Linked DNA regions of Homo sapiens: region 2 is linked to region 1. The links are chromatin loops, found by intact Hi-C in ENCODE. Cell type or tissue: PC-3. All regions are shown on one strand. Each heading gives the region's core, and the rest is flanking DNA. Links, peaks and the distances in the headings are about the cores only. Region 1 holds the start of LINC01708 (long intergenic non-protein coding RNA 1708). Region 2 holds the start of PLPPR5 (phospholipid phosphatase related 5).

Region 1 (11,354 bases), core at 1,291-9,290:
TCCCCAGCCTCACCTTCTTCTACCCAATTTGGACCACCTGACCCCACCTTTAGCTTCAGGACTGTTACATCATCAGAAACCAAGCCTAGACTCAGCAATGAGGACTTTAAGAAATTCGTGAGCAATATTTGGATGTGACACTCATTCCAGGCCTGACCTCACTTCATAAGATGCACATTCATAATTGTATCTGGATATTTTTCTTCTGCTCACTCAAATTTTACAGTCTGGATTTTGAAACCAGATGGGTTTAAGTTTTTTCACTGAGGAAATTGTAATATCTGACTTCTTGCCTATAAAGTGGAGATAAAATATTTACTTGCAGAGTTGTTATGAGCATTCACTGAGATGATAAATGTGAATGGGTCTAGCATAGGGTCTAACACATGGTAAGTGCTAAGCTTGCTGCTTTTTAAAATTCCCATACTACAATTCTTCAGTTTCTTTTTCTGTTTTCAGTCTGATGTCTTACTTGTTGACATTATCAATGGCTCATCTCAAAAATTATAATTCTAATTTTTTTTAATTTTACTTCTAAAATTATTTTAGTTTTAATTAAGTATATATTCTTCTAGATGTGCACTCTAATACAGTAGCCACTAGACACATGTGGCTATTTAAATATAAATTTTAATTATTTATTTTAAGTAATATTTAAAAATTCAGTTCCTCCATTGTACTAGCCACATTTCAAGTGCCCTGTGGCCATGTGTGGCCAGTGGCTATTATATTGGATAAAACAAATACAGAATATTGTCATCATGGCAAAAGTTCTGTTTGACAGCTCTGGAAGAGACAAAATCTAAGGAATTTGCTAATATACGCTATTACTTTTCTCTGAACATTTAGTTACATTTTCCTTAATGTATCAACAAATGAGACAGGAAGTTCTAGCCAGAGCAATCGGCAAGAGAAAGAAATAAAAGGCATTCAATAGGAAAAGAAAAAGTCAACTATCTCTCTTCATTGATGGTATTATTCTATATCTAGAAAACCCCAAAGATTCTGCCAAAAGGCTACATGAACTGGTAAATTATTTTAGTACAATTTCAGAGTACAAAATCTATGTAACATATCTATACACCAATAATGTCCAGGTTCAAAGTCAAATCAAAAACATGATCACATTTACAATAACCACAAAGAAAATGAAATACCTAGGAATACAGCTAACCAAGGAAGTGAAAGATCTCTATAAGGAGAACTACAAAACACTGCTGAAAGAAATCAGAGATGATACAAATAAATGGAAAAGCATTCCATGCTCATCAATGTCATTAAAATGGTAATACTGCACAAAACAACACTGGAGAGAGATTTAGTGATTTAACACTATTCTTATCAAATTACCAATGTCATTCCTGATAGAATTAGAAAAAACTATTCTAAAATCTATATGGAACCAAAAAAAAAAGCCCCAATAGCCAAAGCAATCCTAAGCAAAATGTACAAAGCCAGAGACATCACACTACTTGACTTCAAACTACACTATAATGATATAATAACCAGAATAGCATGGTATTGGTACAAAAACAGACACATAAACCAGTGGAACACAATAGAAAACTTAGAAATAAAGCCATACACTTACAACCATCTGATCTTTAATAAGGCAAACAAAAACAAGCAATGGGAAAAGTCCTCATTATTCAATAGTGATGAAATAACTGGCTAGTCATATGTAGAAGAATGAAACTGGACATTTAACTTTTACTATATACAAAAATTAACTACAGATGGTTAAAGTTTTAAGTGTAAGACACCAAACTATAAAAATCCTAGAAGAAAACCTAGGAAATACCCTTCTGAACATCAGTCTTGGCAAATAATTTTTGGCTAAGTTACCAAAAGCAATAGCAATAAAAACAAAAATTGACAAGTGGAATCCAATTAAACTTAAGAGATTCTGAACAGCAAAATAAACTATCAATAGAGTAAACAGACAACCTACAGAATGGGAGAAAATATTTGCAAACTATGCATCTAACAACAGTCTAAGATCCAGAATCTATAGGAACTTAAACAAAAAACAAATAACCCCATTTTTCAAAAATGAGTGAAGGACATGAACAGACACTACTCAAAAGAAGATATACAAGTGGCCAACAAACGTATGAAAAAATGCTCATTCTCACTAATCGCCAGAGAAGTGTAAATCAAAACCACAATGAGCTACCATCTCATACCAGTCGAAATGTCTATTATCAAGAAGTCAAAAAACAACAGATGCTAGTGAGCTTGTAGAGAAAAGGGAATGTTTATACCATTGGTGGGATTGTAAATTAGTTCAGCCATTGTGGAAAGCAGTTTAGAGATTTCTCAAAGAACTTAAAACAGAGCTACCATTCGACCCAGCAATCTCATTACTGAGATATACCCAAAGGAAAATAGATCATTATGCCAAAAAGACACATGCACTCTTATGTTCATCAATGCACTATTTATAATAGCAAAGACATAGAATCAACCTAGGTGTCCAACAATGGTGGATTGGATAAAGAAAATGTGGTACATGTACACCATGGAATATTATGCAGCCATAAAAAGGAATGAAATCATTTCCTCTGCAGCACCATGGATGGAGCTAAAGGCCATAATCCTAAGCGAACTAATGCAGGAACGGAAAACCAAATACTACATGTTCTCACGTACAAGTGGGAGCTAAACATTGAGCACACATGAACATAAACATGGGAATAACAAACACTATAGACTACTAAAGAGGGGAGAGACAGAGGGAGGCATGGGTTGAAAAACTACCTATTGGGTACTATGCTCACTACTTGAGTGCAATAAACCAACATAACAAACCTGCACATGTACCCCCTGTATCTAAAATAAAAGTTGAATTTTTTAAAATGAGACAGATGGTCCAGAGGCCATCTGCTTCTACAACTCACGTTTTTAAACTAAAAATTGTTCATACTTCCTGTGGTCATATGAATAATAAAATTTTCAGTTTTCAGTCTTCTATTCTCAGTTTAGGAAACCAGTGTATAAGAGGAATTAACCTGGGACTTAACCGACCTTTAGAAATGTAAATCACATTCAATATCCTTGGAAGATTTTCAAATATTTCCCGTCAAAAATTTAAGAGTGAACTAAATCTTCCCAAAGATTGGGTCTCAGAATAGTGCCAATGTCTGATACTTTAGGTCCAATTTAATAGAATCCATATTGACTCAGAATAAATCTCTCTTTGTTCCAAACTATTTAAATTATATGATTCTTTGATACTTTGAAGTGCAGCAGAGTAGACAAAGCACTCACAGGTTTCCCAACTTTTACTGCTGGTATCTTTCTGTTGTACCTCCAAAAGGTCATGTACTGACCTTCAAAAAATCTTTCCCTTTTACTTATCTGGGAACCCTTTCTCCAGAGCAGTCGCCAGCTTAGAGTGCAAATCTACCCCATTTAATGGAGAAGATGGTGTGGCATGAAATATAATATTTGCCATTATTCACTATTAGTTCATTCAATCAGCAAATATTATTGAGTACCTGATATATACCAGACCCTTGGCTAAATACTGGGGATATGGCGATAAACAAAATAAACATGACCCTTCTTCTATGGTGCTTAGGGATTAATATAATAGCTCAGTTGGACTTAGATGAATAAAATTATATGACATTTTAAGTTGTTTTATTTTCTTACCTTCAGACTAACTGATTTGTTCTTCTGTAGCCATGTTCAGAGGAAGGAACACTGTTCTACAAGCATCTTCATATTCAAGCTGAAATTACATTCTCCAAAGCCACCCAATCCTGGTCTTACTTATCTAGACACAAATTTGGGCTAAGTCAGCAAGATGGCAAATATCTCATAAACTATCAGTAATTAATTGGTATAGGTATCTGAATTATTCTGAGAAGCTGTACTGAGAAGGACACTGAGGCTACATTTAGTGAGACTGGAGAAAATATTGTGGTCTATTAGCAATATCTTTCCATGAGCTCAATAAATTAGAGTATGACAAATATGCTCAGTTATTTGCATTACCTGGGGGAAAACTCGGAGGTGACGTGGAGAGGTGTAATTCCAGATTAGGAAAGCAGGCAAGGGCCAAGACATAGAAACATGGAAAAGTATGACTTGTTCCCCAAAAGGCAAGTGGTCCAGGTGAATGGAATGCAGGATGGGTAGAGATATGAGAAAAGGGCCAGCGAGGATGTGTGGGCCCAGACTATGGATGACCTTGAATGCCCGGCATCAAGTTTAGATGATTTGTCTGTGAAATTCTCATGTGGTTACCAATCTTTGGTGATTCCCAATCTGAATCAAAGTCACATTCTTTCTGCTATTGGTTTTTCTATAATAAAAAGCTCTCTTTCTCCTCTAAACTTCCTTCTAACCAAGGCATCTGTTCACACATAAATTATCTCATTATCGTTAAAGTTAACATTCTTAAAATTCAACTCTAAATTGGATGGGCTCTATATTTACAGAGAACTAAATTTCAGAATAACCAATAAAACAAGGTGAGTTATGTAATTAGATTGCTGACATAAAGTCCTACCCAAGCTGTTTATGAGAACTATGTTAAGATAGATACATATAGCTCAGCATGTGTTTTTCTTACTCAAAGTAAAGATGAATATATATTTAGTGCACAAAGGATAGAATAATAAAACTATACTAAAAAATCCTGTTCTTTCCAAATGTTTAATTTCTAGTTTCTATGACATAAATGCCTAAATATTCCCTGAATGATTATGCAAAAATAAAATAAAATCTCTTTTTTCCCCCACCAACGTATCTATGTATATGTGTGTGTACATGTGTGTATGTGTGTGTAGGCTAAAGATAAGACAGTAGAAACTAGCTATGAAATTACCAGTGAACAATTTACTGCAACATCTAACATAGCATTCTTATAACTAAAATTACTTAATGTACTAAAGAGTTAAGTTATATAATGCCTACAATTTATATAGTGGAGGTCTCTTCATCTTTTAAAAGGTATACACTGTATGAAGAGGATAATAGTACTTATAGATTTCAAATTGAAAGGCAAATGAAAAAAGAGACTCATGGAAAAAATAATGGCTCAAATGTATTCTGTCAAAGAATAGTCTCAGGATAGAGAATGCAGTCCAAAGAACTGAATATTTGTCTATCTCTGCCCCCTTGTGGTGGTATGTGCCTCTCAGGTAAGATAAGCAAATTTTTGCAGAAGGAAATCAAACACTTCAGGTTTGAAAACAGACATAAGAAAGAGTAAAAATAGAAGTAAATTATTACATTTAACACAGAACAGAATAATTTTACTTCCATCAGTATGTGTATACTTAATAAAATATCTGTGGTTAAATTTTAGGAGCTACTGGACCAGAATAGTTATAAATGTGAAATGCTAAATTAGCCTGAGACAGAAACAAACAGCAAAATTATGGTTAATTTTTATTTTAGATCTTCAAAGTGTTGTAGTGGTAATTATATAGAGATATGTTTTACCCAGAAACTGTGTAGGATTATATGACATATGTTATTCAACCACAATGATGAATGTGTATTGAAGACCTTCTATATGATGGGCACTTGATTAGATCTCAGGGAAAAAAAAGTCAGTACAGTCCTTGACCTCATGGATTCTATGCTTTATGAGGAAAAGAAGACAAGCTACAGATAATCACAATAAAAAATTACAATCTCAAGGTAATGTGTGAAGGAAGAGAATATGGTTCTCTTATATATATTTATTATTCTATTAATAATATTAAATATTAATATATTTATTTATTAGAGCTAATAAAAGAAATAGATCTAGTGTGGGAGGCTAAAATGAAGGAAAGAGTGAGAGAGGCTGTGAATATATGGGAATTGTCTGTAGTTTCTGCTCAATTATGCTGTGAACCTAAAGCTGCTCTAAAAAATAAAGTCTATTTTTAATCAAGGAAGAAAAGCAAGAGGGAAAAAGAGGCACAGCGTGCTGGGATAGGCAGGAGGAGGGGTGCACTAGAAGGTATACAAACAAAGCTCTGGGCAAAACAGTGGCAGAGCACATTCCAGGGCCTTACAGTCAGTGCCTGGAGCCCAGAGAGGGAGAAAGGTGTCCCAGGAGCATGGAAAGGTGTTCAGAAGCCAAAGCTTGCACAACCATCTAGGTCATATAATGAATTTAGGTCTTTAGGAGTAATAGGGAACTACTGAAAGCTTTCAAAGAGTCGGGCAATATAGTCTGTATTTTAGAAATATATTTTAAATATTTTTAAATAAAATCTTAAATGAGGATAAGAGAACACCAAATAATATACGACTTTAATTAAATGTCTGATATGGTTTGGCTCTGTGTCCCCACTCAAATTTCATCTTGTAGTTCCCATGATTCCCACGTGTTGTGGGAGGTACCCAGTGGGAGATAATTGAATCACAGGAGTGTGTGTTTCCTGTGCTGTTCTCGTGATAGTGACTAGGTCTCACGAGATCTGATGGTTTTAAAAATGGGAGTCTTTCCACACAAGCTCTCTCTCTTTGCCTGTTGCCATCCATGTAAGATGTGACTTGCTCCTCATTCCCTTCTGCCATGATTGTGAGGCTTCCCCAACACGTGGAACTGTGAGTTCTCTATTAAACCTCTTTCCTTTGTAAATTGCCCAGTCTTCAGTATGTCTTTATCAGCAGCATGAAAACAGACTAATACAATGTTGGTTCATACATGTAGTGAATGCTTACTAGGTGACAACCTTTGTTCTAAGCTTTGCAGTTTAAAAATGTAATGTTCCCAATTCCATAATGTAGACAATAGACTATTATAGGAGTTTCAACAAAACTTGGACTAGAACCAGGGTAATGGAAATGAATGGACATTTGAAAAACGTCTAGAATAACCAGTGACGGGTTGATTCCTTGTTTCTGGCTTATGCTACTGGATGGATGGTGGCCATATCCTAAATAGAGAATTCTATGGCTCACGCCTGTAATCCCAGAACTTTGGGATGCCAAGATGGGTGGATCATTTGAGGTCAGGAGTTTGAGACCAGCCTGGCCAATATGGTGAAACCCCATATCTACTAAAAATAGAAAAATTAGCTGGGCGTGGTGGCAGGTGCCTGTACTCCCAGCTACTTGGAGGCTGAGGCAGGAGAATCTCTTGAACCCAGAGGTAGAGGTTGCAATGAACTGAGATCATACCAATGCACTCCAGCCTGGGCAATAGAGCGTGACTCTGTCTCAAAAAAAAAAAAAAAAAAAAAAAAAAAAAAAAAGAATGCTAAAAGGAACTAAAGTTTGGAGAGTTCAGATAGCAGGGACCAGAAGAGAAGAATATACCTACATTCAGTCTTGGAAACACTGAATTTGAAGAATTTCTGAGACACCTAAAAGCAGGTATGGGCCAGGTCGAGGAAAGAAGAAAACGTCAAGTCAGAGCAGCTTAAGAAACCTTGGTTAAAAAAGAATAAATGGCTATCACTTAAGAAGACAGCTGATCATCTCAGGGGGAAGAGAAACTTCAATTTCACAGAAGAAATTATGGAAACTGGAGAAGTTGGAAGTTTGGGAAATTTGCTGGTGGCAAATAAGCAGCGAAAAATCACTAAAAATCAGTTCACCACATGGCTTATTTCCTGAAAACCAACCCATCAAACATAGTGACTTAATAAAAATAATCTTATAAATTTTAAGAGAAATATTTTGATTTGATGACTGAATATAAAACAGTACATATGTCATAAGTAAAATTTTAAGTTTCATGTAGAAATTACTCATTTATACTGATTTTTATTCCTTTTAAAATTTCATTTTTTATTGAGCCAACCTTTTAGCATTCATCTGTTTTCATTTACAGTATTTTTAATCTATTTATGTTTTATCCATTTTTTTTGTATCTTTTTCATTTGGTCCATTGTGGTCTTTTTTTTCTTTTTTTATGTGCTTTCATAGAGAATCATTTGCAAATTACTGCCAACCAAGTCAAGAGACCTTAATTGTTCCTTGATAAAAATCACATTTTTAGTTTCATGTGAGATGTGATGGTTTAAACTAATTCTGATTCTTTTGAATGAATTTAAATTTTAATTCTAAATTTTATTTAATTAAAATTTTTCTTTCATTAAACTTCAATTTAAAATTCTGATTTATTTTAGTGCCTGTGAATTTAAATTTAAAGTTCAATCTCCTAATTAAAGTTTAATTTCATCTTAAACTATAAATGCTAGAGATATAAAAGGAAAGCTGGTATGCCATTTGAGGAAGTTGCAGAAGAATAAGGAAAATGCATAAAGTTTACCAAAATAGGAAACGACATTCAGAGATAACTGAAACCATATCTGAGGTAGACAAGAAGTCTCATTACATGTAAAATAACCCCCTCAAAAAAAAAAAAACTGAAAAACAGCTTTTCCTTTGAGAAATTTTAAAAATAAATACTGATTCTTTAGCATTTACAGATTTTTTTGGCCAGGTTCTCAGGTTGGGTTTAACCTTAAAAAGTTAATATCCAGAAAATCATATTTCATCATTGGGTACCAAATTTAAACATCCTAATCACTTTATTACAACTATTTGGGATGAATTGATAAATCTGGTAAATTTGGTGAATCTGTTCATTTGGCAAATGACCATTCAGTGAACTGGTCCTTTAGCAGATATATTTTTAAATTAGGAAGGATCCAATTCACTGTCATAAAAACCAGCTTTCCTTTCTCAAGGCTCTCACAGTCTAGAAGGGGAGATGAATAGGCAAAGGCTTAGAAACTTTTTATAAATATTTAGAAAGGAGCCAAGTGCAGAGCTCTATAGTAGCATAGGAGGGAGGGTAGGTGAGCAGCCAGCTTGACCTCAGGAAACACTTCCCAAGATTCACACTGGTAATGATAATATAGTTATTATTGAAAGAGTTTTCCAACCCATAAAGGAAGAAAAAGACATCATTTCTCAAAGCATGAAAGGGCATGCTATTTTCTGAGAATGGCAAATAATGTTGCATCAGCTTCTGATGCACAGAAGGCATGAATAATGGCAATTGGTAGTAAATGATGATTGAAAAAAAAAGCCTATCACATGCATTTAGGAAGTATATTTAGGAAATAAAATTTTACATTAATTAACAAGACTTAGAACTTGATTGCATTTAGGGGATGAATGAAAAAGCAGATCCCAAGATGATGTGTAATTTCTAATTTGGACAAATAGACAAATTCCTGAGACAGAGGAGCTCAGAGGGACAAATGTTAGAAGGAAAGATTTTAGAGGGAGAGATTATAAGTACAATTTTAGATATGTTACATTTGAGGTGCTTATGTGGGATCTAAATTTAGGATCTCAACTTGAAATTGATGAAATGAATATGGAATTCAAAAGACATGTGTAGATGAGATTTTTTTAAAAACTAGGAATTAGTAGCATATATAGCAATTGAAACTGTAGGAGTAAATGATATTATAAGCAGAATATTTAATGTAAAAAAAAAAAGAAAATTTTAGGGACAGAACCCTGAAGGACACTAGCATTCAAGGACCTGTCAGAAGAAAGAGTCCCCAAAGTTAGACGGAGAAAGAGTGGCTAGAAAAGTAGTGTGGTATGTAACAAACTCTCCTCTAGTGTTTTGGGGAAGAGAGAGTGGTACAGAACTAAATATTTCAGAAAGGTTGAATGATAATCCAAACCAGGAAGCCTCCACTGGATGTGTTACTAGAAAATAGAGGCATTTCATTGGAGTGGTGAGAGCAGAGGGCTTAAAGAGTGAAGGTGAGGAAGTTGAGACAGAAAATGAAGATAATGAAGAAGGAAGCCAAGTTTCATGGAATGGTTTTTCTCAAGATTGTAGGGATATGTGCACATTTAAATGCAGATAAAAAGTGAAAAGAGAATGAGAGAGTTTGAAGATATTCTTGCGTTTTGAGCAAACTGCTTAATTTTTCTCCTCCCAATTCTTTAATCTGAAATATGGGGATATAAAACAATGCCTACATCATGAGATCTAATTGTATAATCCATGCAGGGCTTTGCATATTACCTGGTATATGCTAATCACTTAATAAATACTGGCTAATATTAAATAGCAGAAAGAATAGTATTGGAACAGGAGTAAGGGAAGAGAATGTGAATTTGGATCCATGTCTGTGTATAGATTCAGCATTGGGAGATGTACAGAGTTTCAATCTCATAACCACTATCTCTGTGTCAAGAAAGAGGGGTAGTGGATGCAGAAGTTTCTGAAGGGAATTAAAAGGATTGTATTTGTCATATCTATATGAAGAAGGAAGGAAGGGAATAGACTAAAATTTATCATATATTTTATGAGTCATGCATTAAAATAAGTGCTTTGTTTATATTATCTCATTTAGTTCTCAAAGTAAAGTAGTTATTATTTCCATTTCACAGGTACACAAGCTGAGGTTTCTGTATCAAAGTATTCTGTGGTAACAATGGACTCAAACAATGACTCAACATGGAATAAGTTTATTTCTTGCTCTCCAAACAGTCTAGGAGAGTAACAGGGCTCTTTCTACATAGTCACTGAAGAACTCAAGTCGATAAAATGCTCTGCCACTTTCAACAATATGGCTTCCAAGCTTGGCACAGTCTTCTCCAGCCAAGTGGAAACTAGGAAGGGTTTTTTTTTTTTTTTAATCTTCGTTGTTGTATTTGGCTTATTTGTTTGTTCATTGGCCAGAAAAATGATATGGGCCAGACATGGAAGAAATACCCATAAGTTCTGTTCATATTCTCTGACTAGAAATTAGCCACATGCTACAGGTAACGGTCTCTGCCAGTGTGTTTATTTGTTTGAGGAAGCTTGAGAGCAGGGAAGAAGATTAGGAGTTTATTTTAGAAACATTGCATTAAAGTTTATATGTTCAAGTGAAATATTACCTATAGAGGTACAGCTTAAGAGAGAACCTCAATGGCGTTTTGAGGAGAACCCTGAGGTGTAAAGCAAATAAGACCATCCAGCACTGAAATAAGTAAGGTTGTCAAAAAAGATATTATAGTAGCCATAGAATTGCAACATTTCCACAGACAGCACTAAGAGAATCCCTACCTACTACTTAAAATTTAGTAAGGATAAAATGGGAAAATAGGCCCCAAAATTGTTAAGCAAATACACTAAATTACCCTTCCAAAAACTACAGTAAAGAAAGAAGAAGTAAGAATGGGTAATAATTGATAATACTGTGTGGTTTTCTTCAATCTTATTTTATTTTCTGTCAGTAAAAGCATTTGCTATGCAACTAAATGACATGTAGTAAATGAGACAATATTGCTCAAACTTATGTGGGCTATTTAGTAACCAAAAAAAAATTATTGATGCTGCTGGCAACAAGTTGATAATCTATACTTACTTTTTCTATTGTGTGTGAATCATTTTTCTAATACATGTTCATGCCATATCTCTGTTAACTCTGTAA
Region 2 (11,354 bases), core at 1-8,000, 480 kb before region 1:
ATATTAGAAGGATATAAGGTATGTAGAAAGTTTATTAGAGTATATGGAAGAAAGTAGTAACTCAACAAATGATGGGTACTGTTAATATTATTATTATTATTTTGATGCCCAAGTGAGCATGCTAACCCAGCGTTCTTGAGAAGAGTGGAGAGGCAGAGCTGCCCTTACTGCTCCCAGCTCCTCACATGGTGACAGAGTGCACTATTCCTAGAAGCAGAAGGGAAAACAAATGCCAGCAGCACAGCCATCCTCCCAAACCTACCACTTCCTTCTCTTCTAAACTGATTCCCAAACCCATTCTCTTGTACCTAAAAGAACTAAAAGCCAAAACATCGAAATCAAGTTGGATTCTGACTTCAGAAAAATCTATCCACTTATATTCTCAATGCCTGCCTGACCAGCCAGCTTCCACCTTCTTTCAGAGAACAAGCTCTTTGGAAGCAATGTAAGTCGCATGGCATTCAGGCATCCGTCCTATAGGCATACAAATGCCATACCCACCTTTTTTTTTGTTTTCAGATATTCCTTATTATCTGAACCTCACTTTCTTCAAATATTAATTGGAGATAATATCTCCTGAAAGAGCTGCTCTGAGAAATATACGTGACTATGACTATTCGGTACCCAAAATAGAGTAGGCACTAAATAGTGACTAATTCATTCTTTTTCTCCGTCCTACATTCCTCCTAAGTGGAGAATCATCCAAATCATTGGGTGAGTGTGCTCTCGTCTCTAACTAGCACCTGCCACCATGATTGGATGGTTAGGACTGAAAAGTGCTATCTTATTTAAATAAGACATAGAATGGGAATTAAAGGATGAGTTACAGACATTATTGATTATAGCTATGACCAAACCAATGAGCTGAAAGTGACAGGCTCTTCCTTTTTCTTTAAAACAATCCTTGAAAAATATCTGAGCTATTTAGTCTCCTGGAAAACTGTACATGGGAAACCCCGATCTCCAGAAAGTAAAAAGGGCCCCCAAAAATCGACCTTTTTTTTTTTCTCTGCCAGCTTGTCAAATGGAGAAAAGAGAACACAAACATGAAGGCTGGATTTGGGGCTTCTAACACATTTTAGCAACTTATTTTACATATATATATATATATATATATATATATATATATATATATGTAAAACATTATCTGGGGCAAGGTCTAACACATTTCAAACCATTATGACAGAGGCAATTTGAAGTCAACTATCACAGGACATGTGATAAAGTTACTTTAAGGTTATCAAGAAATTACTTGATTTGTTCACTGATTTCTATCTTATGTGTTAGGAACTTTTCATTATTTTACAAATTAGTAAGTCATTGCTCCTAAAATTAAAAAAAAAGATGAACATCCAAACTTAATGGATTCAACAGACATTCTTAACATTCAATTTACACATTTAGCTACTGAAAATAAAACTTCATTCTTCCTTTCCCCTTCATTTTCTTATTTCCCGTTTGTTATCTGTTGAGGGAGAGAGAGAGCGCGCATCACAGGAAGGGAACCTCCAATACTTTGTCAATATTAAAGGAACCATAAAATATCAGGTTTTCTAAAGAAACACCAACAATTCTCCTAAGAATAAATATGTAGCATATTCACATATGTAAATTACTATAATAAAATTAATATTATTATGTGTAATTTATCCCCAATAATTTCATATGTATATATGTGAGGTGTGTGTATACACGTGAGTGTATCTGTATAGTCATTCTTTCTCTCACACACACATACACTCAATAAATCCAAAAGGCATGCTCTGTGAGGTTCTAAGAGAAAAGGACTTAAATTGCCCAGGGAGCGGAGCAGCCTTTAAATAAATCTGAAGTGCTCTTGTAATTGAGGTACAGCTCCTGCTTTTCAGCAAAGCACTGGTGCTGAGGCCTCTTCATTTAGAAATTCTCAAATTCTTTTTTCAGATATTTGTTCCCTGGTCAGCTTAGTCCCATTGGCACTTTCACCTGAAAAGGAGGGAGGTGGCGAAATAGAAATACGTGCCCCGACTCGGGAAGTGGGAGTCCCTTTCACACCCCAGCAATTGATCCCCTCTCTCCTCGCCGGCCCGCCCGCCGCTGCTCTTCTTCCAGGCACAATCGAAGAGGAGGCAGTGAGCGAGTCAAGGCCACAGAGTGGATGGAATCAAGGTTCACCCCCAAAGCTCACCTCCTTTGCAACCCGGATCCCCACTCCTCACCACCTACGGCCCCTCTTCCCTTCCATCCCCGCCCAGTCACCCAACGCTGAAGCCACCGCGGGGTGTGGGGGGGTGACGTGTGGGAAGAGCTGGGGGCTTCCTTCGCACCCACCCTCACGCGCCCTAGAATGTCCTCTGGGGAAGGGGCTGCCCATAACTTGGAGGAACTTAGAAGGCAAAACCTACTGCGCCCCAACCCTTAGAGGGGCCTCAACCCCGAAGGCGAGGGGCGAGATCAGGGACTCGGCGACGAGGGCGAGCGCCCCCGGGCTTACCACGAGCACGGGGACCCCGGCGGCCAGCGAGTAGAGGAGCACGGGGGGCACGGCGCTGCTGTCCTCCGGGCCCGGGTAGGGTTTGCGGTAGGCGCTGTCGTGGCAGAAGAAGCCCTGCACGTTCACGGTGAACGTGTCCGTATACTCGAAGTAGTACGCCAGCATCACCGTCCCTGCCATGATCACCATCTGGAAATAGAGCATGCTGCTGGTGAGCGCCGCGGGCAGCAGGGGCATGCACGCCTCCCGGGCCGGGCCGAGCCGAGCCGAGCGGGCGGTCGACGCGGTGGGCCCCCTCCCCGGTCCGCCGAGGCAGCCACCGGGGGCGCGGCGGCGGAGGCGGCGGGAGGACGAGGCACGGGAGGCGGGATGGAGCCGCTGGAGGAAGAGGCGGAGGCAGGTCCGGGCTTCGAGGCGCCGGCAGGCTGCAGAGGAGGCGGCTACCCCCGGACGAGCCCCCTCTCCCCTGCCCGCCCCCTGCCCGCCGCAAGCGCCGCCCGCCCCGGCGCGGGGTCGCGAGGGAGGGCGGGGAGTCCCGGGCGACGGGCAGCGGCCGCTGCGCCCCTGCACGAGACCATTCGAGAAGCAGCGGCGCTGGGTCAATCCCCCAGGCTAGCCCGGAGGAGGCGCTGCGTGGGCGGACGGGGCGGCAGCCGGCGGGACAGCGGCACCTGTACCCCTCACAGGGCGGACGCTGTGGGGCTGGAGAAGCTCCTGGCGGGGGTAAAATCAAAAGGGGGGGAGGGGAGGCAGTAGAGATGGAGCTTCCAGAAACTCTTCCGAGGCACCAGCTGAGAGGTTTAAGAAACCCGCACAACGCCTGGGAAAATGGTGCGTGGACGCGTCTTCCGAGCGCAAAGCCCACCAAGGCGCAAAGTGCCGATGCGGCGCCCAGAGTTTCAACCGGTGCGTTCAGCCTGCATCCCTCGAATTCCTTGACCCAGCCCGGGGCTGGAGCCTGGCGGTGGTTTCTAGGCGCTGTTAGAAAAATCTCAGCGAGGTTTCTTTGCCTCCTCTGCAGCTTCCTAGGGCTTTGTGTATATATATATGTATATACAAATAATAATAGAAATCATAGCCCAGTAGCTCCCGAAGCATCATCTCTTGTACAGCGGCCCCTTCCTGGATCCATGCATTCTCTTGCTCATCTTTTCAGTCTGTCTTTATTAGCTGCTTGTGAGAGGAGGCATTGCAGATTCCAGGCACTGAGCGGTCCCAGCCACCAGGGTAGGAAAAAGGACTATTTGCCTCATCTCGTTCTTTATTCCCTGAATTCCAGGGAACTGCAGGGATTCCTCAGGGGTCGGGATAAAGGAGAGGGAGACCAATGCTGGCTCACAGCACATGCATACAAAAATTCATCCGTCCATGGCTATCCACGCCTATGCGTGGGTATGTAACTAACTATGGAACTGCATATGTGCAAGGAGCCCGTTCTGTCATGCCATGTGGGTCCCTGCTGCAAGCTTAGTCAGCAGACTCTCAAGGGGTCTTTCTTTGAGCCTCAGGCTGACACTCCTCTACTCCAGTGAGCAGGTGAGGAAGCATGAATACAAGCAAGAGGAGGAAAATATTTTTAGAGCCCTGCCCTGCTCATTAAAACCTGGAATCACCTTAGCAGGGTTCTAGAATGTTGGTTCATTGTAATAGGCTGTAGCTTGATGAATTTTAGAGGTGGGCCTTTATCATCAGGAAAAACAAAACAAAACACTGTTGGCTTAAAAATCTGTTGAAATTTGGCAAATGATTGGTAGTTTTGGGATGGGATAGTAAAGGCAGTGTGAGTTTCTTTAATGTAGTATCATACATACCTCACCCTCCGCATTGTCGTAAACATAATTCCACAACTAATTACTTAGAGCTACAAGATAGACAACACTAAGCAATGTGTATAACAAGCAGTTTTGGGCAGTGGGAGTAAGCTGTTCCAAAATGGACATGAGCAGCTTATATTATGAAAATATAACTACTACAAAGATACATGTTTTAAGGCTTCATTAAGAAAATCATTCTGAGACTGTAAGGGTATTTAAACTGGTACTCTGGTTCTAAGTAGGAATCCCCCCAAACTATCTCATTCGCTGAGGAATGCCCCTGAAGTCTTGTTTATAGACATTTTTCCAATTTTTGGAAGAATGATGTTAATTTTTAAGGGCAACTCATTTCTTCAGTCTAATGAAAGTGAGCATTATTTTCACAATTAAGACTCATTGTATTGCGTTGTTAATGTGTATGGAGTGCCCAGCACAGTACATGCAACACAGCAGAGTCCTTGTCTGACCTGTTCACTGCTGTGTCCCCAGCATGAGCACTGCACTGTATTGCACATTATGGTTACTTAAGAAAAATTTGTCGAGTAAATAAACGAACTGACTCCTCTAAGTACAATGGGAAACTGTTTTCACGTACAAAATTTGTCAAGGGTTAAGGAGTCAGAATCCGGATAAACACAGCCCACATACTTACATGGTCACACTGAAGTAAAAGGTGTAAGTTCAGCATAAGAGCAGTGACTCTGGTATTGCCTCAGTGCAAATGCTAGCTCTGCCACTTACCACCTCTGGAAGCCTGGGCATGATGTCCGAACTCTTTCTGCCTTAGTTTCATCACCAGTAAAATTGAGATAATACTAGTACCTAATTTACAAGGTGGCTATAATGATTAAATGATGCTAAGCTTATTATGTCTGGCACATTTTGTAAAATTTAATTTCTACATAAATGTATCTAACCTACCTTAAGTAACTCAGGGCATTTCAACAGCCATCACCAGTCACTTTCTTCTCATTTTATTGCTTACAGAATGATTCTGGTTGAACCCATATTTTTGTAAGTGTGCAAATATTTTTATAGATTTGTGCACCTTCTGTCTTCTCCTTTAAATGCTATCCATCTCAGGAATAAGATATTATATTCCTTCAGAATTCTAATATCCCCCATTATTTGTCTGTTTTAGATGGTGAAAGAATGTCGTTGACTGATTCATGGTTGGATAACAATCCAGTGCTGAAATTCAAAGTTAATATTGAATCTTAACACATGTTATAAGGATACCAGTATTAAATTCACCTTCCATGAATATTTGAGCAGACTAGGTATTCATAGAAGTGGTTCAGGGTGGATGAAAGAGCATGAGTTATGTGCCCTTGGGCTAATTCCTTTACCTTCCTAAGCCTGAGCTGCTTCGGGGGCAAAATGAAGTAATTTTTTTAACGTTTGGGTTTATTTTGGCAATTAAATGAGAATATGTGAGCTACCTGGTCCAAAGTAGGCACTTATTTAGATGTTTCTTCACTTTATTTTCTATTAAGTCACTTAAGCTAATTCTTTTCCAAAATATATCTTTCCAACTGCAAAGAATCCCTTGGAATCCTGCCTCAATTTTTACTTAAGTTTCTGGCTCTTTCTAGATGAAAAACAGCACTACTGATATTTAATCCTTTACAATCCTGCCTGAATCCTTAATTTCATTCTTAGGCACATCATTGTGCTTTCAAATGTATTATAGCTGTCAGTCTTAGCAAAACACTGTCTTGTCCTTCAAACTGTCCCTATCTCAGCTGCTACCAACGTGAATAATCTAGATTAAAAATGTGGAATTCATAACTTTTATTTTCCAATTTCTCATCATTCATATTATAGTTAGATGTGCATGACTTAACCACTCCCACTCCCACTTTGTTTCTCCGCCATAAAACATGAACCATGGTAAATGTTAAGACAAATCTTGGGAGAAACATTTATCAATTCCAATACCTCTCTCCACCCCAATACTGTATGCTCTTGGAAGAAGATGAAGATGCTTACAAGAAACAGTTCTCTCAATACATAAAGAACAGTGTAACTCCAGACATGATGGAGGAGATGTATAAGAAAGCTCATGCTGCTGTACCAGAGAATCCGGTCTATGAAAAGAAGCCCAAGAAAGAAGTTAAAAAGAAGAGGTGGAACCGTTCCAAAATGTCCCTTGCTCAGAAGAAGGATTGGGTAGCTCAAAAGAAGGCAAGCTTCCTCAGAGCTTAGGAGCGGGCTGCTGAGAGCCAAACCAAACAATTTTCTATGATGATTTTTCAGATATAGATAATAAACTGATGAACAGCAACTAAAAAAAAAAAAAAAAACTAGTAAGGTGCTCAACTAGCATGGGAAGATATAGTCCTCATCCATAAGGTTTATAATTCTTCTTTCACAGACAGAAGATGGATGTACAAAAAGTCAAGGTGGAGGAGACCTCTATCTTCGTAGGATAGAGGATAGTCCTTGAATGGGCGAGCATTGAATATTTGTGGATGGCTTAGATAAGTGAGTGTATTCTTCCTATTTAACTTCGAAAACCTAAGGTGTCTGCTAGAAAAGTACAGTACATCTGTACCTGGCTCCTCAAGATTATTATCAGTTTGGTTCTATACAACAAATCTTTTATTGTTGAGAGAGCTAGATTGAGATTTTCCTCTAAGGGCCAAGGATTTGACCTTCATTGGTTTATAGACATAATGTTGTTGGCAAAGACATACCTGAGCATTTCCAAAAAAAAAATACAGAATGTTAAATGTTGATTTCCATGTGTTTCGGGTAAATAGTACATAAGCCAAGCCATTTTCCTGAAATGTTCTCATTCCATATGCAAAAACAGAGAAAAAAATTTTAGCTGAGATGGTGTAATATGAAGGATTGAGACAGTTTTACATAAGACAAACGGGAAGCATCTCCAAAAGAATAGATTTCTCCTTTAAACAACAACAACAACAGCAACAAAACCTGTATTCATAATGTCAAACCTGAGCTAGAGATAGTTAAGGAGATTCAAGGGTGCACAAAGTTAGATGAGTATGAACTAATGAGGAACTTCAAATATTAACATATAGATTGGTGGAAGATCTCATAGGGGAAAATTTGGAAAGAGATATTTTTAATAGACCAGGTAACTGCTTTCAGAATAAGTAAGAGTATCTGGTATTTTATTCTAAAATTATTTAAAAGCCTACAAAAGGCAGTATCTAGCAGCTTTTTACTGGACTGAATCTGGAGAATGAACAAATACACTAGTCTACTAACTCCCAGACTACTTGATGTGAGGAATGCCCCTGAAGCTTGAATAAGAGAAATAAGATGTAGAATCTGGTTAACTCAAGAAATGTGTGCTTAAAGACATTCACATAAATTCAAAGATACAAAATTCTGAAAGGCAAATTTGAAAAGGTAGGAACATTTGGGATTACACCCTTGACCTCTTCATATTGACATCATACGGTACTATATCCTCACAAAATGATTTCCAGTGCTTAATTTAGGTTGTAGCTGCTTTCTTAAGCAAACAGGAAGAAAAACAGCTAGGGTAGTAATTGGAGTGTCTGTCTTTGAGTTTCCAGTTGTTATGGGATATTTATCTCAAAGGCCAGATGCATCTGACCTGGACAAGTCGTATTTATCTTGGGACCGCTGAGATGTCTTTAAAATGCCTTACTCTGCGACTGTATTATAGCTTATTCTGTTCTACATTTCCAGTATTTTAAGTTTTCACTTTTAACACAGTTATCACAAACAGAACGTATATTTTATTAGAGAATCTAGTTATATTTCACCGAAGGTACAGATGTGAAATTAATGGACCAGGTGAAAAGAGCTAAAATAAAATAAAATATTAAGGCTGGGAAAGAAATGAAATACTTAACTAATATGTAAGGGGACACTCTTATGTGAACATAACATTTTTAAATTATTAAGTTAGCAAAAGTTAATTGGAACATGCTGATAATGTTTACTGTGTAAACCTGGCAATTACTTAGTCTCTCTGAGTCTCAGTTTGCTCATCTCTAAAATTGGGTGAATGAATCTTAACTATGCAAAGATGTTGAAAAGGCTTATATTTATAAAATGCTTCATAAATAGTAAAGCATTGGGAAAATCTGCATTAGAAAATATGTGATCAGGAAAAGAGAATGACTAATCTAAGTAGGTCCCGGGTTTTCTTCCCATCACTGGGTTCCAACTCACAAAAACTCAGATTCATCACTGCCTGGTCTGTTTTCACATCTGTGAATATTGGATTGTTTACTATATGTGTTAATCATAAAAATACACATTGTTAAGTATAAATCCATGAGTCTATAAAATCAGAGGACGTTTCAAAATATTCAAATTCCCTGAGAATAACTATAACAATTACTAAGAAAAGTACATAAGAGTGTGTCTGTGAAATATGGTGGTTAAATGCAAGGATTGGGGATTCAACAGATCAGAGTTTGTATCTTTGCACTGTAGAATCATGATGGTGGGGCTTGACCAGGTCATTTCAGTTTCTCAGTGTCTACAGTATCCTAAAATGAGGATAATGTTTCCTACTTCACCGAAGTGCCTTACAGAGCCTAGGCCATTCATGATAGCCACGATCATTACTGTGATTGTTATTCATCACCTACACTGGTATAATTCTGCCACTGCTGAATCAGCAAAACTTTCATTGATCCATTTGGAATTGTGGCAGCATTCCTACAGAAGTGTTTTTGTAACTTCATGTTTCTTAAAGACACTTGAAAGTCATTATTTGTGTTATGATAAATGAGGACCACTCTAAACTAAATCACAAGTCCTGTTAATACTTTGAGAAACAAAGGTTCTTTAGCACTGATACAGAACACATGGGGCAACTAAGCTGATGACAGCTGCAGGTTCTTTGTCAAAGCTACAGACTATGAATGCTAATCAGCATTTGCCTGGTTGTCCTTCAGTGTCCTGTACTAGGTAAATGACTGAAATAAAAATATGACAGAAACTAGGCACTCAAAATCATTCTTTATGTTAATACTTGGACCATAATCAACTATTAATTTTCATCTTTAAAAATTGGGATCAAGAGCAGATGAACAAATCAAGGTTCATAATCTTGATTAACGAAAACCTGATTTATTCATAACTGGACCCCCTGCCACACTGGAAGCCTCAATTAAATGGAGAACATAATAGTATTCTGCACACCACTTTTTGAAAGAGAAGTAAACCAAAACTAATGCTGTTACACCTCTTCAGTAAAGTGGAGATAGTTGTGAGGATCAGAAATCTGTGAGTAAAATGGCACCCCCCCCTTTCTGACGTATAGTAGTCACTAAATAAATAGTCTTGTTGTTGTTTCAAAAAAAACCAAACAAACATATTTCAGGCACTTTTTTACAAAATGTCCAGAGTTTACCCTGCCATCAGCACTTAAAAAATTCAATCTTCTACATCTTGTTCTGCTACAGTAATGAACAGTAAGAACTGAACATTAAAATAATGACCCCTGTGTCAGATCATCAAAGATAAATGCAGTATATTCAGCATGTTTTGATTACTAATTTAAGAGTTCTGACAAAAAAAGAGGGTTTCTATTAATAAAAGCTGTAGTTCCCCAGGATACCCTCTTTTATGAAGTTAACTGAGTTTTCACTATTCATGTTCTTCTATCTTTATTAGAGATCTATATTAGCCTAAAGATGTATTAAAGCAAGTCATCAGTGACTAAACAAGTGGAAATATTTTGTACTTCTCCATTAATTGAACATGTACGGCATCATTACACATTAAGGCATTGGTTATAATGGTTGATTGATATAATGAAATGTCTTTAGAAATACTGATACAATAACAGTGATACTCAGAAAAGTAAACAAAACAATATTCACAGTGATATGCTTCTCTTCCAAATATTTTCCCCAACTTTCTTTCAAAATGACTTTGTTTAATTTCATAGTGGTACAGTATATAAATACCTATTATTAATTATTATTATTTTGGGACAAAGTCTTACTCTGTAACCTAGGCTGGAGTGCAGTGGTGTGATCATGGCTCACTGCAGACTTGACCTCCTGGGCCCAAGCCATCTTCCTACTTCTGCCTCCTAAGTAGCTAGTAGCAGGTGTGCACCACTATGCCTGGCTTATTTTTTGACTTTTTTGTAGAGAGGACATCTCACTATGTTGCCTAGGCTGTTCTTGAGCTCCTGAGTTCAAGCTATCCTCCTGCCTTGGCCTCACAAAGTGCTAGGATTACAAGTGTGAGCCACTGCACCTGGCCTAAATAATTATATCTATATATTTTCTTTTGAGATGGAGTTTTGCTCTTATCGCCCAGGATGGAGTGCAGTGGCGTGATCTTGGCTGACTGCAACCCCCACCTCCCGGGTTCAAGTGATTCTCCTGCCTCAGCCTCCTGAGTACCTGGGATTACAGGCACACACCACCATGCCTGGCTAATTTTTTTTTTTTTTTGTATTCTTTATTAGAGATGGGTTTCACCAGGTTGGCCGGGCTGGTCTTGAACTCCTGATCTCAGGTGATCCACCCACCTCGGCCTCCTTAAGTGCTGGGATTACAGGCATGAGCCACTGCACCCGGCCAATAATTATATTTTTAAAGTTAAAATTTTCCATGACTTAGTATCTTCCAATTCGACAATTATTTTCTTTCCTTAATGAAAATTATATTCCTTGCTTATAGTTGTAAACTCTTGGGGAGAATATAGCCTCATAATTTGGTAATCCATGCAAGTGTGATGAAATTTAGGGCAGGGTTTTCACCATCACCAAAATAGCATTCTGAAAATCATCTGAAATTTTTATGGAAAAACGCCCTTGAGACAATTGCAGTTCGTCCACCTTTTCATTCTTCATGACAAAATACCTCATTCAAAGCAGATGATTAGGAAACTAGACAGAGCATGAAGGAAGGTCTGTTTTTCCTAAATCTGTTATCATTCTCAAAGACAAGAAGAGCCAGAAGTGAACCTTGGATTGGGCTACAATTTGAATCCCATTCATCTTAAACAAAGAAACCAGTCCCAAAGTAATTAACTAATTGTCTGAGGTCATGTAACTACAGAGCAAGGAAGAGAACCTCTTGGTTTTCTAA

What was found. A loop is a pair of places that touch in the nucleus more often than their neighbours do. Peaks named below come from ENCODE experiments on the same cell type or tissue, not always from the same donor. Only the 100,000 strongest peaks of a DNase experiment are listed, where the experiment ranks them.
Region 2: it touches region 1 in a loop (2.5-fold over the local background); 3 of 110 quality-filtered maps call a loop at or near these places.

Annotation. Positions count from the first base shown.
Region 1 is chr1:99,476,457-99,487,810 of GRCh38, forward strand. LINC01708 (long intergenic non-protein coding RNA 1708) reads right to left here and starts at 11,348. Exons shown (of 3, transcript NR_125951.2): 1 at 11,289-11,348; 2 at 3,658-3,781. In PC-3, for the core only: CTCF peaks have their summits at 5,133 (motif pointing left) and 5,341; a DNase peak (open chromatin) is centred at 5,125.
Region 2 is chr1:99,001,962-99,013,315 of GRCh38, forward strand. It overlaps PLPPR5 (phospholipid phosphatase related 5), which reads right to left and starts at 2,900. Exons shown (of 6, transcript NM_001037317.2): 1 at 2,474-2,900. The coding sequence starts at 2,710. It overlaps PLPPR5-AS1 (PLPPR5 antisense RNA 1), which reads left to right and starts at 2,315. Exons shown (of 3, transcript NR_033940.1): 1 at 2,315-2,684. RefSeq lists an enhancer at 1,758-2,732. In PC-3, for the core only: no CTCF peak of the experiment used is centred there; no DNase peak of the experiment used is centred there; H3K4me3 peaks cover 1,776 bases.